2 separate regions of the Homo sapiens genome follow, and region 2 is linked to region 1. Evidence: chromatin loops called from intact Hi-C (ENCODE). Cell type or tissue: OCI-LY7. All regions are shown on one strand. Each heading gives the region's core, and the rest is flanking DNA. Links, peaks and the distances in the headings are about the cores only. Region 1 has its middle 230 kb from the start of SH3GL2. Region 2 has its middle 31 kb from the start of ADAMTSL1.

Region 1 (8,345 bases), core at 240-8,239:
ATTAACATAAGTAATATGTAAGCGATGACTGGTACTAATTCCATGAAAAGGCCCTACAGATTTTCAGAAAAATTGCAAGGTGTGTTTAAGTACTTTTATGACGTGCCCCCTCCCCTATTATCTTTGGAAGGTCCTTGGGGGCTTCTCAAACACACAGGCTGTTCCTCTTCAGAGGAGCTGACACTGAGGTCTACTGATGGGCCTATGAAACTGCCGATCATGTGAGATATGCTAAGTGAACAGAGAAATCAAACTGTGCTTTCAAATATAAGCCTAAAATTGGAATCACTGGGCCAGATGCTTCAAATTTGAGGCACTGATTTGTGTGAGCAAGCTGTTTCTCACATGGGCAGCCCTATGTAATAGGCCTCAGGAGGGCTAGCAGCAAGGATCTATTTATTTAACGAAGGTTAAACATTCACCCAAGCAGTGTGGGATGCCAGCTGGTGGGGAAGCTATCACAGAGGCTGAAAGGCTGTATCATCCAATCTGTGTGTTCTTTGTGCAGGTGAACTCTGCAGAAAGCTAAATTTGAGTCTGTGTGCTTACAGCCAGTTGTTAATTGTAATGTTCAGTTTCACCATGCACTGATAGCCAGATGCAATGTTTTCTGCCATGGGGCCATTCCTACCAGGAGGTCTGGAATGCACCTTTCCACTAGTCAAACTCCCCCTTCCCTGGACATTGCTGGAGGCTGTTCAAGTTGTATAAAGAGCAAGACTCCTCTTTATAAATGACTTAACTCCACCACCTCCCCCTTTTCTCTTAAAAATATGGCATTTTATGCATTTTATGATGCAGGTCTGCTACATGGTCTGGGTCTTTAGCTGGGGGAATTTTTGCTTGCCTTGTACCCAGCATTTGTTTAAATGCATGAAGACATGAGTGGCCCTTGTCCACACATCTGAAGAAGTTTGCTGACTTTGCTTTCCAAAATTGATTCACTTTATTCTTCCCACCTGAAGATAAGCAGTGGCATCTCCAGAAAGAACATCTGACACACAGAGATGATTGGCTTTTGGGTGAGAACATCAAATTACAGTTGCATATTTGGGTCTTATGAATATGGAGCCACCAAATCCAGCTGATAGTCAGAAACTGAGATAGTATGATGTATCATTTTCTGGCTCATGTTCAATGCAAATCTTAAGTGGTGACAATACCATGTTTCAAAGTCCCTCTTACTAGTACAAGCATGAGAAAATATATCCATATGATGTTTTTATTAAGGAGTTTGGTTATAAGATTTTATCTCTGGGGGAACACAAAACTTTGACCTTCACCTCACCTTCTTCTTTTACCTTTTCTTTTATGGGGGGAGAGGGAGCATATTTGGGTCCAAAAAATGACACAGATAGGCCACCATAAGTATGAATATAATGATTTTCTGCATATGAGGAGGAGGCTGGAGGTGGAGGGGGAAGGGGAATTCTAACCTGTATTGTGGACTCAGTGGCAGTACCCTGGGAGATGCTGGGTTGTGTATATGATAAATCCTGTGATAGTTGCTCCCAGGCCTATGGGCTCCCAGTATCTCCAAAGCAGATGGGCCCTGTAGACTGAAAGAGTGAGCATCTCTGTGGTAATCACTGTGGTTAACAACTGGAGTGCTCATCCAGATGTTTTGATGGTATGCTATGACCCTTCGTAGGAGAACCCCAGTATTGAGTGGGATCGAATTTTCCACCCAAGAGTTGGAATTAAGTGGCTTTGGAAAGAACTGTGATCTGAATTTGTTTGCAAGGCTTGTGCCTACAACTCCCTCCTGAAACCTCAGGGATCTTATGTCATCAATTATCACCTGTCTCCCCTCTCTCTGACCCACTTCCTCTGCTGGTTTTCCTCTTCAATATGTAAATACATTCAAATGTCCCACATCTTGAAATGATACCTTCACCATGCGTTCCCTAACTGTCCCTCAATCTTTCTCCTCCCTTGCATAGCCATCTTCTTGAACGAAGCATCTACTGCTCATATCCATTTCATCTCTCCAACTTAACTGGCTTCTGCTTCTGTACTCAGCAGTCCACAGAACTGTCCTGGTTAAAGGCACCAAAGTGTGGTTTCCTGACCCTGTTTCACTGAAGTGGGAAGTTTCCATCTGGAAACTTTGTTACTTTGCCATTGGAGACGCTTCATTCTTTGCTTTCTCCCTCTGCTGTTTTATAGTCTCTTGTCTCTGTGTAGCTTTCCTTTCTGTCTGTCTGTGGGTATTGGTCATTGTGAGGGCCTCTCTCCACACCCTTTTCTTGTCTCCTTCTCTGTATATATGTTCCCCAAAGAGTGACCAGGTCGACTTCCATAACTTCAATTACCATGTACACATTAATATGTTGAAAATCTTTCTCTTAAGTCCAGATTCTCTGATTTTCATATATGAAATTCAGCTTCTTTAAATTCAGTGTGTAAACAGAATTCATCATTTCCATTGTGTCCTAAATCTAATTCTCCTCCTCAATTGTGAATATCAAGAAGTGACCCATCTACCTACCTCATTATTTAAGCCCCAAACTTTGGATTCATTCTTGACTCCTCCCTTCATCTCATCTTCTAGTTCTCACACGAATGACCAAACTCTGTCCATTCAACTTTCTAATTATTTTTTAGATCTCTCCCTTTTGTTTTATTCTTAGGTCAGACCCTAATCTCTGCCTTTCTCCCCCATCCTCGCTTATACCATTATAGATATCCTACTTGGTCTTCTTCCCTCTTGTCTTGCTCTCTTTCAATTCATTCTCTGCTTGTTTTCAGCCTGATCTTTCGGAAATGCAAATTTCATTGTGTTACATCCTTGCTTAAACCTTGCACTGGTTCCTCACATCAGAGAATGTGAGCATATCAATGAGTATGCTTTAGCTAAAAATAACAGAATACATAACTGGGAGTGATTTAAGCCATAAGGGTTATTTTTTCTTTCATAACAACAAGGACAGAAATAGGTGGTCCCAGAGGTGGGTGGTTCAGCAGCTCTGTAATGTCACCAAGGACTGCCGGCCTCACAGTGTTAGTGATGCTGCCATTCATGTTCACCGGAAGGCTGCAACAGCAACAAGGATCACCTCTTTTCACGACAACTTTGACAGGCAGATTGACATGATGTGTCGTCTCCATGGGTGTCTCCTCTTTTATCATCAAAGAAATTCTATCTCAGCCATCCCTCTGGCAAATGTTCCCTTATATCTCATTGTCCAGAATTTGTTCACAGGGCTATTTCTAGCCATGAAAGCAGTCAGGAAAGTCAGTACCTGGCACATTCAGCCACCAACAGGAAGGCAGACCAGAGGGAAAAAGAAGTCAGGGGACGGTTGGTGAGTGGGCAACCAAAAGTAATTGTCACAACTTTCAATTCCTGAGGTTCTTTCTCACTTCCATGCCTCTCCATCTGTGGCCCCATTGCCTGGAACGTCACTGCCCATCTACACACCCCTCCGTTCACATGGCTCACTCCTACCCTTTTTCAGTCCTCAGCTCAGGCACTGCCCCACACCCCTGCATGCTGGACGAAATGCCCACCTGGTGTTCTAGATGGCATCATTTGTCCTACTCTACTGTAATTCCAAATTTCTCTTCCTCGTACTAGTCTTCAACCCCCTTGAAAACAGGGACTGAATCTTTCCCTCTTTTATAGCCACAGCTCATTTTCTTTGCAGGGACTAAAATATTTTTTAATAATCCCGTGAATGGATTTGAATATAAAGCGGCTTCCTCCGTGAATTTTTCCCCATGGTTTGTTAGCTATCAATAGCCAGTAGAGGGCGCTGTGACCTTTGGCTAGAATGCCCTTTAGCTGTAGTTTGATTCCTGTAGCATTAAGCTGGCTTTTATTTTTATTTTCTCCGAAAGAAGTTCTGATTTTTAGTTTTTTAATCAAAAGATTGAAATAATGCAATAGTTATTTTAGAAATTTGAGTTTTTTTCATCAAAAGATTGAAATCATGTATTAGTTATTTGAAGTTATACTTTGTATAATGTAATGTATCCGTGGAGTATTCTGAGGTCATTCAGAGTTATGGCAAACGTTCAGAATCCTCTGAAGTTTATTACTCAAATGATGTACTCTTTAAGTTCTCCTCCTTAGGCAGAGTGGCTGCAGCTGCTGAGTTCTTGAGAATAGCTGAAGTGGTCCGAAGAGCATCATCTGGTGTCTTAAAAATGTACGAATTTTTTCACTTGTTCAAACACTGTTTCATTTCCCCACTTTGTGGGAAATCACTTAGGCCAGGTTGGCCTAGGATGTTGTGTGGGCAAAAGTGGGTGTTATTTCAGGACTGGAGGGAGAATTGGTCTGGTTTAGGAAATAAGGACAGTGTATCATTCACTCATTCATTCAATCTTACATGCATTTGATAAACACTTGAGAAGCTGCTACCTGCATGGCATTATTCTAGGCACTGGGTCGCAACAGCTAAATGAAGCAGATTAAATCTTTCACTTCATGGAACTTACCTTCCAGGGAAGGAGACAAACAGTTAACTAAACACATGTATAATAAAATGCCAGGAAATCTGGAGACAAACAACCAAATAAACAAATGTATCATAAAACAACAGGAAAACTGTGGAAAAAAATAAGACACAGTAAGGGGTTAGAGGGATGGGGAGGGTGCTGTTTTAGGTATGTGCCATAGAGGAAAGAACGTTCCAGACAGAGGATTCAGCAAGAGCAAAGGCCCAAGGCAGGAGAGTGCCTGGCAAGTTTGAGAGATTCCAGAGAGGCCCCGGGAGCTGGAGCCAGGGGTGTGAGGGGCATGGTGGGAGACGAGATGGGAGAAGTAGGAGTGGATGACGAAGGGCTGGAGGGTCCCCTTAAAGACTGGGATTTTCTTCTCGATGTGATGGGAAGCCATGGGAAGACTTTGAGCAGGGGAGTGGCTTGATCTGATTTACTTCTTTAAAAGAATACCCTGCTGACTGTGAGAGGGGGTGGTCAGCAGTGAACGACTGGCCAGCTGGGAGGCCAGTGTGGGGGCCAGGCCAGAGGCACTGCTGGTTGGAACACAGTAGCAGTAGTGGAGTGGCACACAGTGGTCAGATTAGGCTGCATTGGAAAGATCTTAGAGTTGCCAAGATTTTCAGTGGATTATATAGTGTGTGTGAGAGAAAGAGAGTTGCCAAATCCAGAGTCTCCATTTTTTTCTTTTTCTTTTTTTCTGAGGATGCAATTTAAACAGAGGCCAAACCATTCATCCATCTTAAGCTCTTCTGCACCCTAACAGCAAACGTAGTAACAAACAACTATTGTTTATGTTGTCGTTAGCAATGAGGATCTCTGATTTCAGACAATAGGACTGCAGAATGGAGATGTCCTTCATTGCTCTTGATTGACAGCTATCTGTCAGTCAGGTCTGGATGATCTGCGGGCATTACACACACATGAGCGACCTGCCCATACCTTCAGTGTCCTCTGTTTTCTCTCATGCCCTGCTGCCTGCTTTTTTTTTATCTGGAACAGCAGCATTTCATTTTGTTAGCTGAAGCAAACCACCTTTTTAATGTTCATCTCTGTAACACAGAAAAGAACATGTTCTATCCTTTCTGATAAAGTGCAATGAAACCTCAGTGTGGCATTTGTTATTAGTGCAGGTTGGCCAAATCCCTTGATCAGGACTGATTATAATACTTTTGAGTCCTGTGCCTGTAATTCAGTGAGCTGCACCCAGTGGCGCCTGCAAAGAAAAAACAGGCTCGCCTCCCCCCGGCAATGGAGCCAGTAGGAAAAGAGCATAAGATCCAGTCATAGCCAGGCGCGGTGGCTCACGCCTGTAATCCCAGCACTTTGGGAAGCTGAGGTGGGTGGATCATGAGGTCAGGAGATCGAGACCAGCCTGGCCAACATAGTGAAACCCCGTCTCTGCTAAAAATACAAAAATTAGCTGGGCATGGTGGCATGTGCCTGTCATCCCAGCTATTCGGGAAGCTGAGGCAGGAGAATCGCTTGAATCCGGGAGGCGGAGGTTGCAGTGAGTCGAGATGGCACCACTGCACTCCAGCCTGGGCAACAGAGCGAGACTCCATCTAAAAATAAAAATTAAAAAATAATCTAGTTACTTCTTTTATCAAAAAGAACTCCCAATGTATAGACATGAACCTCATTAAAAATTATGCCCAATACTTTGGGAAGAATATTTGTGCAGCAATTCATAATGAAAAAGCCTGTCCTGGCCAGGCATGGTGGCTCACGTCTGTAATCCTAGAACTTTAGGAGGCTGAGGAAGGCAGATTTCCCGAGCTCAGGAGTTCAAGACCAGCCTGGGCAACACGGTGAAACCCCGTCTCTACTAAAAATACAAAAAATTAGCCGGGCGTGGTGGCATGCACCTGTAGTCCCAGCTACTTGGGAGGCTGAGGCAGGAAAATTGCTTGAACCTGGGAGGCAGAGGTTGCAGTGAGCCGAGATCATGCCACTGTACTCCAGCCTGGGTGACAGAGCGAGACACTGTCTCCAAAAGAAAAAAGAAAAAAAAAAGGAAAAGCTTGTCCTTCAGTGTTCCTGAGTCTCTCACCTTCTCTGCTGCTCCCTGCCTGTTTTGGGTCCCCTCCTCCTATCTTCCTTATTTCCACAAGAGCCTCCTAATTGCAGTCCCTGCACCCGCCACCTGTCTTACCCAGTCCTTCTTTTTTAGAAACTCCTGTTGTGATCTTTTGAAATCGTAGGTTTGATAACATCACTGTTCTTCTCCAAAATTTTGCCCCTATTGTGTACAGAATAAAGCCTGAACATTAAAGTCCTTCATCATCTGGGCCCAATTGCCTTTTAAATTTGCATCTTCTCCCATCCCATCTTTCAACCCTCTGTTCTATGGACAATATACACCCTCAGGATTCCTTTAGTACCAATGTGAATTCAAGGCTTTGCTCTTCTCTGTGCTGTTGCTTCTGTTTGGAATGCTCTTTCTTTTTTCCCTAGGAAACTCCTTACAGATCCTCCAATGCTCAGCTCAAAGCACCTCCTCTGTAAGATCTTATACCACTTCCCCATGTCATTTCCTCTCTATGAGGTCATAGCAGTTTCTAAAACTTCACATGCCATTATCCTAAGCAAATTAAGGCAGAACAGAAATAGATACTGTATTTTCCTACTTGTGAGTGGGAGCTAAATACTCGGTATGCAGGGACACAGAGATGGGAACAATAGGCACTGGGTATTCTGAAAAGGAAGAGGGAGGCAGGCAAGGGTTGAAGAACTACCTAATGGATACCTCATTTACTACTTGGGCAACAGCAACAGGATCATTAGAAGCCCAAACCTCAGCATCTTGCAATACACCCATGTAACAAACCTGCCTTTACCCTCTGAATCTAAAAACAAAACAAAATATCATGTGCGTCTATTATAGTGCAGAAGCTAATAACTAAAGCTGTTATTAAGGGATTTCTATGTGTCAGGGACTCCTTTAAGCTTTTTCTATGTATAATAATATGAATCTATGTCTTCCACTCGAGACTACTTGAGGATCAAGTTTTGCTTACATTCTGTAATGTTTCAGGGCTTAGTAATATACCAGAGGTATAATTCATGCTTATGCATTGTCCACTGAGTAAAGACCCAAAGATTTTGTTTTTGCCTTTGCTGGTTCTCAAGCACCTCCTGATGGTTGTTAGAATTCCCATAAGAATTCTGAGAAGACTTAAAAAAAAAGTCCTTTTTCACTAAGATGAAGTTTGGGGATGCCTCACTTTATAAACCATGGGCTATGCCTCAATTCACCACAGAGGATAAATCAAATTACCTCCTCTCCTATCAAGAGCACTTCTCATTTCTGACATTAATCGTAGATGTAACATGTTTTAGATAATAAGATGAAATGTAATTAATTTGCTCTACATGTTGTAAAGTTCTATTCACATATGTGCTAAATAAAGAACTCAGATTTGTCTTACCTTTCCCTTCTCCCTTGTGCAATTTAATGGTTTAGGAGTTCTGGTATAAAAATAAAGAGCAAGTGGAACATTTTCCCTTCACTCTGAAAAGTTTCAAGGGTCACTAGGAATTTCTATACACTCTGAATTAAGAAAACTACAAATATAAGAAACTGTATGGGTTCAGCTTTGTTCTGATGCTGCTTTGGACTCAGAAGGGTGGAACATCTGCAAACACCTGCTTGGTCCTATATCTGCAGGGGGAAGAGGCTAATCTAAATGCTACCATGGGAGCTCAGGGGTGTAAAAGAATGCTCTTTTCATGAGAGAAAGAGTGAAAAAAAATGTAGGCAGTTAGATGATTGATTGATAGATAAGTGTACAGTCAGACCCTTTGATACCTGGATTAAGACTCTTACACAATATCGGGGGGGAACCACAGTTAATGCCTGCTTCTGACTGAAGTCCTCTGAACAGGCAGAGACA
Region 2 (8,345 bases), core at 312-8,311, 630 kb after region 1:
TTTTTCCTTTCCTTTTATTTTCAAAGTATCCATATTGGTTTCCTGCAAAATTCCTTTGGAGGCTTCCTGGACGTTGCATTCCGAAAGCATCTTACGGAACATGGTGTCGTCTTCACTACGTCATGACCGCCCTGCCAGGGACTTGTGTGTCCTGCATTGGCAAATTCCAAGTCCCTCATCATGGTCTAGAAACAAATCACCCCCGGTTCCTATGTCTTCATTTTCCTTTCATGTGTTCCAGTAAGGCATTAAAGAACAGATAACACTGTAACACTGAATTTGCTCATTGTTATTCCTTACTGAGGACACCCAGTTTGGGGGAATATATGGAAGATATCAGTAAATGACAAACATCTTTATAATAGCTTTGTTTTGTTTTGGACGGAGTCTGGCTCTGCCGCCCAGGCTGGAATGCAGTGGCGCAATCTTATCTCACTGCAATCTCTACCTCCCTGGTTCAAGCAATTCTCCTGCCTCAGCCTCCCGAGTAGCTGGGATTACAGGTGCGCGCCACCACACCCAGCTAATTTTTGTATTTTTAGTAGAGACGGGATTTCACCATGTTCGCCAGGATGGTCTCGATCTCCTGACCTCGTGATCTGCCTGCCTCGGTCTCCCAAAGTGCTGGGATTACAGGCATGAGCCACTGCTCCTGGCTTATAATAACTTTTTTAAAAAATGAAGACTTAAAATTGTATTTTGTTCACTGCTGTATTCTCAGACTCTAATGTAGTGCCTGGCTCTTGAATGCTTTATCAGTACTTATTGGAGGAATGTCAGGCAAGTTTCTAGGCACTTTATATTATTATCCCATTTCATCTTCATACAGCCGTTTGATAGATGACAAAAGGATAATTTGTGTGTCCAAGGTCATATAATCAGAAAGTGGTTGACTCCTGATTCCTCGTGTGGTCTGAGCCTAAGTTTTTAATCTATAGTACACTACTTCACACCATCCAGTAACTTACTATGTGTATTCAATTTTAAATTTGTACTCAATTTTAAATCTTCCTCAAACACCCTGAGATATGCTCACTGTGGTGCTAGCTAGCTAACCACTGCAGACCCTGCTTAAAATTCTCTTAAAATGTATTTATTATGTTTTTGGTAATATTCTCAGGTAGACTTCCTTGCATTATTCTTCTTGATTATGCTTTTACACATACAGGAGTTCTGCTATGGTACAATATGCATTTCTGGAAAACACCTTGCATCCTGGGAAACACACACTAGAACCAGACTCATGAGAAAATTAGATCGAGGTAGACCCCTCAGTACCCATGCAACTTTGTGAACAGAACACCCACAAAAACAATAACAAATCTGTAAAATCACTAGTACAGTTTAAAAGATGTGTTAGGTTTCTATAAATACTACTATAAATATAGGACTCTATCTTAAAACGTAAAAGTTTAATGACAGGGGAGATAAGGACCCATCCTGCTCATTCAATAAGCACAAGACACTGCAATCAGCATCTAGGATGCTGTAATTGGCCTAACAGTCCTACTTTATGAAAAGTATTTTAGGTTAAATTTTTAGGTAAATAAAAACAACACTTTATTTTAGTAAACACTAGACTTTATCAGATGTATAATATATATATATTATATATATCTTTAATTCAAAGTCAAATACTTCTTTTTTATAAGTAGGCTTTCCTAAAAATTACCGCAATTTTAATATGATGCATCATTTTGAAGAGATGGTCATATTTAAGGGCCATTTACTTTTTCCAGTAATTATTACTGACATATGAAAGTGGAAGAGGGGAAAATCAAGAGCTTTATTTTTACTTACCAGACTACCAGGAATTTCTTAACTTCAAAATCTATTTGGTTGAGCTATTAATATTTTAGCAAATAGGTTAATCTTTTTCTTAACACCATTTGTAGACCCATATTAGCGGCTCATCCAAACAAAGAACAACAATTTATGACAGGCAAAAGAGAAGAAAATGTTGGAATATTATTTAGCCATAAAAAGGAATGAAGCACTGATTTATGTCACAACATAGATGAACCCTGAAAACATTATGCTATGTGAAAGAAGCCGGACATAAAAGGGCCCATATAATATTATTCCATTTGTAGTTAATGTTCAAAACAGTCAAACCCATAAGATACAAAAAGTAGATTAGTAGCTATCAGGGGCTGGGAGTGGGGAGAGGAATGGGGTTTCTTTTGGGGGTAATAAGAATGTTATGGAATTAGTAATGATGGTTGTACAATCTTATACAGTCAAAACCACTGCATTGTACACTTTAATTCACTCACAAAAAAGTGAATTTTATGGAATGTGAAATTGTATCTCAATTTTTAAAAAGGAAAGAAAATACTGACTCCATTCATTCTTCTAATAGCTGGCCCTCTTTGGGGAAATCCAGACTACTGAGAGGTTTGTGTGGGCTGGTAAATATTAGTTCTTAGTCACAAGGCTGCTATACATGTCTCACTTCTAATCAGTTTTAAAATAAGACAGGATTTCAGATCCAGTGCTTTTTTTCTGTTGGGGATAGAAAGGAAGATCTGGGAAATTCACCCTGGACTGCCACGGGAAGGAAAAGAATTCACTACAGAAAATACAAACAAAGCTAAAGCCTCATGTGTAATGTCAGAAGATGAAGAATGGCATGATGCCTCTTCAAAGACCTGCTGAGTTTGTAAAAGGAATCCATTTTTTTTTCTATAATAGGAGATGCTAAGAAGACAAAAACCTTAAATATGTGTGTCCCAGGAGGCAGAGAATGTAATGCTCTCAGCCTGGGAGGGATAACATTTTGAAATACAGTTTCTCCAAATGGTTGAGAGAATACAGTTTTGATCTATATTACCTGGAACAAAAGGTCCTCAGTTCAATTTTTAACTAAGTTTTGGTGCTGCACAAGTGTGCAGACATTTAAAAGGCAAAATATATGTTGTAATAATAATAATTTTTAATGCCAAATGAAAACCCAAATCCACTAAATGGCTACTTTGGGATGGCTGGATGATAATGGTTATTATTCTAACACACCTAACAATTGTGAATAAAGTTTTGGCTATAGAAGAGCAGGTGGCTTTTTGTTATTACCTTGTGTATTAAAAGTTTCCTGTCCTTTAACACTCTCCATAGATGAAATTCAAAATATCTTCTGAAGACAAACGAGAGCTTTATTCTAAAAGAGCCATTGTATCAAAGAGTTTGGTTTAAACTTTAAAGGGAATGTTATACATCAAAGTAACTTAGGATGTGTGATAAGTGTATATTTTTATCTACATAGCAGACTCCAATCTTCTATTTTCCTGTAGTGAGATTTCCAAAGTTTGAGGAAAATTTCAGAGAAAGAGAGAAAAAAGAAAACAACTTTCATTCTCTAACATTTTGCCAGGTGTTTATTAAGAGGATTGATGTGGACTTGTAAAGGTTAAGTCGTATCTTCTATGCAGACTTTCAAAGGGAGTTATTAAAATTCAAAGCTGGGAGGCACTGGCTTTTCAAATGACTCTGCAAACAAGCAGTTCAGTTGGATGTATAGTTTTCTGTCTTCAAAAAGAAGGAAAAAAAATCATGGGTCCTCAATTTAGTTGTATATTTCTTTAATATTTATTGAGTCTCTCAAATGTGCTAGATATTTGCTTTTATAGTCTCAGATGATATTGACTACAGGATTTCACAATTAGTTGAGTAACATACCTTTAGCTGCTATGATAAGGAGAAGAACCTTACAGATTTTTCTTTTATCTTTAAACGTTTTAAGAAGACGGAGCTCCTGACAGCTGGCTTTGCTGTCATGCATAGACTGGGTGGTAAAAGGGAGCGCCACCTAGTGGCCTGCAAGTCATTTGGTCGGTGCTGCCCTCCAAGGGAGAGCAGGGCTAAGGAAAAGCAAATAGGATTTAAACTTCTCAGCCTTCTACGACCTGCCACAAACCAGCACAGTACCTGGTTTTATAGAACAGAGTGATGGTTCCGGCTCCTTCCATGCCAGCCCCTCCCTAGTCAGGACTGGTGTTAAACTTTGTCTTTACAAGCCTGTGCTTGCAATTTCTAGCTTTGCCATTGCCACTGACATCTGCTTAAAATGAAGGCTTTGGGGGCCTGGATATACCTCTCTCCAAATGGCCAGTCATAGAAGGCTTTGAAAATCTGGCCTTTGATGTATTTTATAGGGATAAGGAGCCATATATTAAAGTGAGCTCTGCTGCACACTCTAGGCCACATAACTGGGTCAATACTAAAGTTGTAATTTCATCTTCAGTTTTTGAGAAGCTTAACTGTTCTAGCTTTCCTGTTGCTGATGACATCATAGGAAGTCACTGATGAGCTGACAACCTTTTATGATCTAGCTGAGGATACATTACTTTTTGTCTTTCTCCTTCAGTGTATAATGAATACCATTGCTTACATAAATGTTAAAGAATTATCTGCAGGAGAAAACTGAACCTTCTCAGTAAGCCAGCAGTAGATTAAAAGGCAAAGTTAGTGAGGTATTCTTCTCAGGGTTTTATCTTTTGCTCTTTAGTAAGCCATGGGAGTTATAGGTATAGAACTCATTCAGTGTTGGAAGACAGAGAGTGGAGGAGTGTTTCTAAGAAAATGAATATGTGGAGATTATAAGAAAGAAAATGACTTCATAAATCAGTTCAGGGTGAATGAAAGTTTGGATACTTTGCAGTCCTTTTTCAGCCTAGGTGTGTACTGTACTGACTTTTAGTTTCTCCCCAAAGATATGGAGAAATCTGCTGTATATTTGTGGCCCAACTCATGAATTCAGTGTACATGGATTATAGCTCTGTTAAAACGATCTTAGAAAAGCTAGGACTTTCTCTGTACATAGACTATAATATTGTCAACATGCATTTGAATAGATTGTCTGTATAGGCCACAACAGAAATGGACCTAAACCATAAAGTAGTAAACCATTTTTTTATTAATTGGTGAAATTGTGAAGTATAAGTACCTGTGATGGAGATGATCTTGTGTTCTAATGACATAGATGTAGATTATGTTCACATTTAAGTAAGAGGAACAACTATGTTACTAGCATTTACTATAGAAATGATATTGTTTTTGTGAGGATGTGTCAGAAGTTATTTTACTTGGGGATAAAATAGACTAAATAATGCTTGCAGGGTTTACCATGATGTCTAGCATGTGTGACGATGGCTTCATGGTTTTAGAGAATTCTTAGAATCTTTATTTTTTTAGTTTTTGCAGTGAATGAGAAAAGAAAAAATTATTGAGAAACTACTAAGGGTGAGGCATTGTGCTGGGTGCTTGGCAAATGCCATCTTATTTAATCCTCACATTGATCTTTTGAGCTAATGGGTAATATATTCCTTTTATGGATGAGGCCATTGGAGCTCAGAGAGACTAAATAACTTGCCTAAGTTTGTTACTAAATGGTGGATATGGGATTTGAATTTAGGTCTTTCTGATTCCAAAATTCATGGTTCTCCAATGTTGACTTACATGTGAACAAAGAGAAAAATGGGTATTACGTATATGTAACATTTCACTAGACTCTACTATTTTGAATTTTAGCCTATAAGGATAAAAACATAAGGCTTGAAGATTGGCCTCAAGCAGATCCTCAGTATTTCACCTGTGCACACATTAGTTTCTATTGTAAGAATATTCTACTCCTTGAGAACAGGTTTATGTCTTTTGCTTTACCTTAAACAATTGGTAAAGGGAAAACAGATGCAGATAATAATAGTAGTACGAGTTAAGGCCAAAGGGATGGCACACAGGCAGGAGGGTATGGCAACATCCTTAAAACTTTTGTTCAAGTGCAGAAATGCCATATTTAATGTCTTTCCTCCTATTTATTAAAAGACATATGTCTATGTATCTTACCAAGAGACTAATAATATCAGCAACAGCTAACACTGTTGAGCACTTAATCTGATCCAGGCCCTTTTCTAAGTATTTAGCATGCCTTCTTAGGCACTACGATTACCCTCATTTCACAGGTGAGAAAACTGAAAGTCAGAGAGTTTAGGTAACTTATTTGCCTAAGGTCAAATAGAATGTTATAGATTCAGGATTCAAACCCAGTCAGTTGAACTCCAAAGCTCAAGTTCTTAAACACTGTGATATTCTTCAGTACAATAAATGTACACATTAACTTACCTTGCTGGGGATGTTTCCTCCTCAAGAAGTCTGAAATTCTTCTCGATTGTTCTGACAGTGATAACCAGTTTCTCTCTTCAGTATCTGTTTTGCCACCGCTAAAAGTACAGCCTTTGATTTGAGAGCTAAACAATCTGTCACCACCATTAAGCATCAAATATATGTTTTATCCTTGGGGAAAAATTAAGATCATGGATAATGAACTCTTTGACTTTGTTTGTTTAATGCAAAAATAAATTGAACCTTGAACTTGATAAGACAAAATCTTTAGAGTTCACCTACATTCCTACATACAAAATGATACCCTTGTGGTACATCTTTTAATCACAGTATATTTAAGAGTTCTTCAATATCCCATATTTACAAAACAGGTAGTTAATAGTAATATTTGGTATCTATATTATTCTGTGGTTTCAAAATTTTGTCATTCCATTTTATTGATGGGTAAACTGAAGACTTAAAAATATTGTGATAAACAAAGAGTTTACCAAATGTACACCAAAAAAGAAAATACTAACCAAGACTCATATACAAAATGCTGAAAGTATTTGATTCCCTACTTGACTGGAGACATCTTGAAAAATTTTTTTATCATCAGTTGAATTTTTATAAAACATTTTTAGTTTACCTTTACTTGAATGTATTTAGAAAATCCAATATTTTTTAAAACCTACATTTAATCTTTGTCATGTGAAAAAAGTACAATTATCAGAATAATCAGAATAATATACTAAGAATTATAAGGAGCTAGTAGTGACTATATGCACAATACTGTATCAAATATTTGTAAACATTTTTATATTTAATCCTTATAGTTACCCTATCATGTAGGTATTCATCCCCCTATTTTATAGAATAAACTGTGGTTCATGAAGATTAGTAACCTGCTTAAGACAATATAACCAGGAAGCGATGGACCCAGAGTTTGATTCCAGATTTCATCCCAGAACCCAAGATTTCTTCCTGTATTGAACAACATTTACATTAGCTCAATTGTGCGATTACCTCTAGCAGAAAGGTAGAGGTATAAATGTCTTACAGAGCAGGAAAAGGAAAAAAGAAACTCCACAGTGATCTTTTAGGATTGACGTTCCAGAAACTCTATATATGGGCTTAAGTCTAAGATGAAAACTAAATCTCACTCCCAAATTCTCTGTAGGAAGATATGCCTGGGGGAAAAAAATGTTGACATAAATATTAGTCTAGATTCGTGCTGGTATACTTGGTTTTCTGAAAGCATTTAAAGGCATGAACTAAAAATGTTCTGCTACTCTAAATTTGTTTTTGTTTCTTTAAAATGCAAAAATAAGCAAGTATGGGTTTTATTGATTTTAAAATCAATTAGAATTCTACCAGATTATAAAAAGTATCACAAAATGTCAACCAGCAAGGATGCCTGTGCAGGCAATTGGGCTGACATGTTTATTGTAATGTGAACGTGCAGAAACTGGACCATACAAAAGGCCAAATGGGTCCATTCCAAATCAATCTTTTAAAGCAACTTGAGGGAAACAAGGCATATTGGTCCTAGAACAAAATAGAATCAGCAAAGCCTTTGACGTAGATCTTCATACAGATAAAATGCATCTGGGTGCAAACACGTTTTTCTCAACATGTTCTTACCTATGTCATCTAAAAAATAGTATTCTTGAACTTTCGGGTAATAGTGCTTGTCTTAGAACAGAATTAGGCCTACCTTGGACCATATCCAAAGAGAAGGTTTGGTTCCAAAAGTACCTTGAAAGGAGTTCATTGTAACGTGATTTCCTATAAAGGCAGTCAGAAGTGTGGACTGAAGACAGTTTTGAGGGATAAAACTTGCTTTAAAATTTCAAATTAACATGAACATTTTTTTTTTTAAACAAAACTTTCCTTGTGCTGGAAGGGGAGGTGAGACAATCACAAAATGTGGGTCACACAATCACTATGTGGGTTGTTTACATAGTTTTTGACTAGTTTGGAACAGTGGTAGCAGAGAGTGTTTTGAACTCTGTTTACCACAAGTAACAAAATCAAAATAAATATTCAGCTGGCTTCATAATGAAGCAAATATTTTCTGTATTATATAGTAATGAAAGTCAGTGTGCATGGTAAATAAAGGTTGCTCAAGGGCTCCGTGAGAAAAAGCCAAATGCCGAATGACAGCCAGAATTCTACTACAGAGCAAAGAGAGCCTGGAAATGTGTCACAATCCCTGAAGCTGAATGTTGTGCCGTGTTTGGTTTGGT

The links. A loop is a pair of places that touch in the nucleus more often than their neighbours do. Peaks named below come from ENCODE experiments on the same cell type or tissue, not always from the same donor. Only the 100,000 strongest peaks of a DNase experiment are listed, where the experiment ranks them.
Region 2: a loop joins it to region 1, with 12 times the contacts of the local background. A loop is called at or near these places in 5 of 110 quality-filtered maps.

What each region holds. Positions count from the first base shown.
Region 1 is chr9:17,807,438-17,815,782 of GRCh38, forward strand. No RefSeq gene overlaps it. Among named protein-coding and RNA genes, the nearest start is that of SH3GL2, 230 kb to the left of the region's middle. In OCI-LY7, for the core only: CTCF peaks have their summits at 3,760 (motif pointing right) and 3,963; a DNase peak (open chromatin) is centred at 3,744.
Region 2 is chr9:18,439,007-18,447,351 of GRCh38, forward strand. It overlaps a transcript of ADAMTSL1 not described here. Among named protein-coding and RNA genes, the nearest start is that of ADAMTSL1, 31 kb to the right of the region's middle. RefSeq lists an enhancer at 1-200. In OCI-LY7, for the core only: CTCF peaks have their summits at 3,801 (motif pointing left) and 4,012; a DNase peak (open chromatin) is centred at 3,805.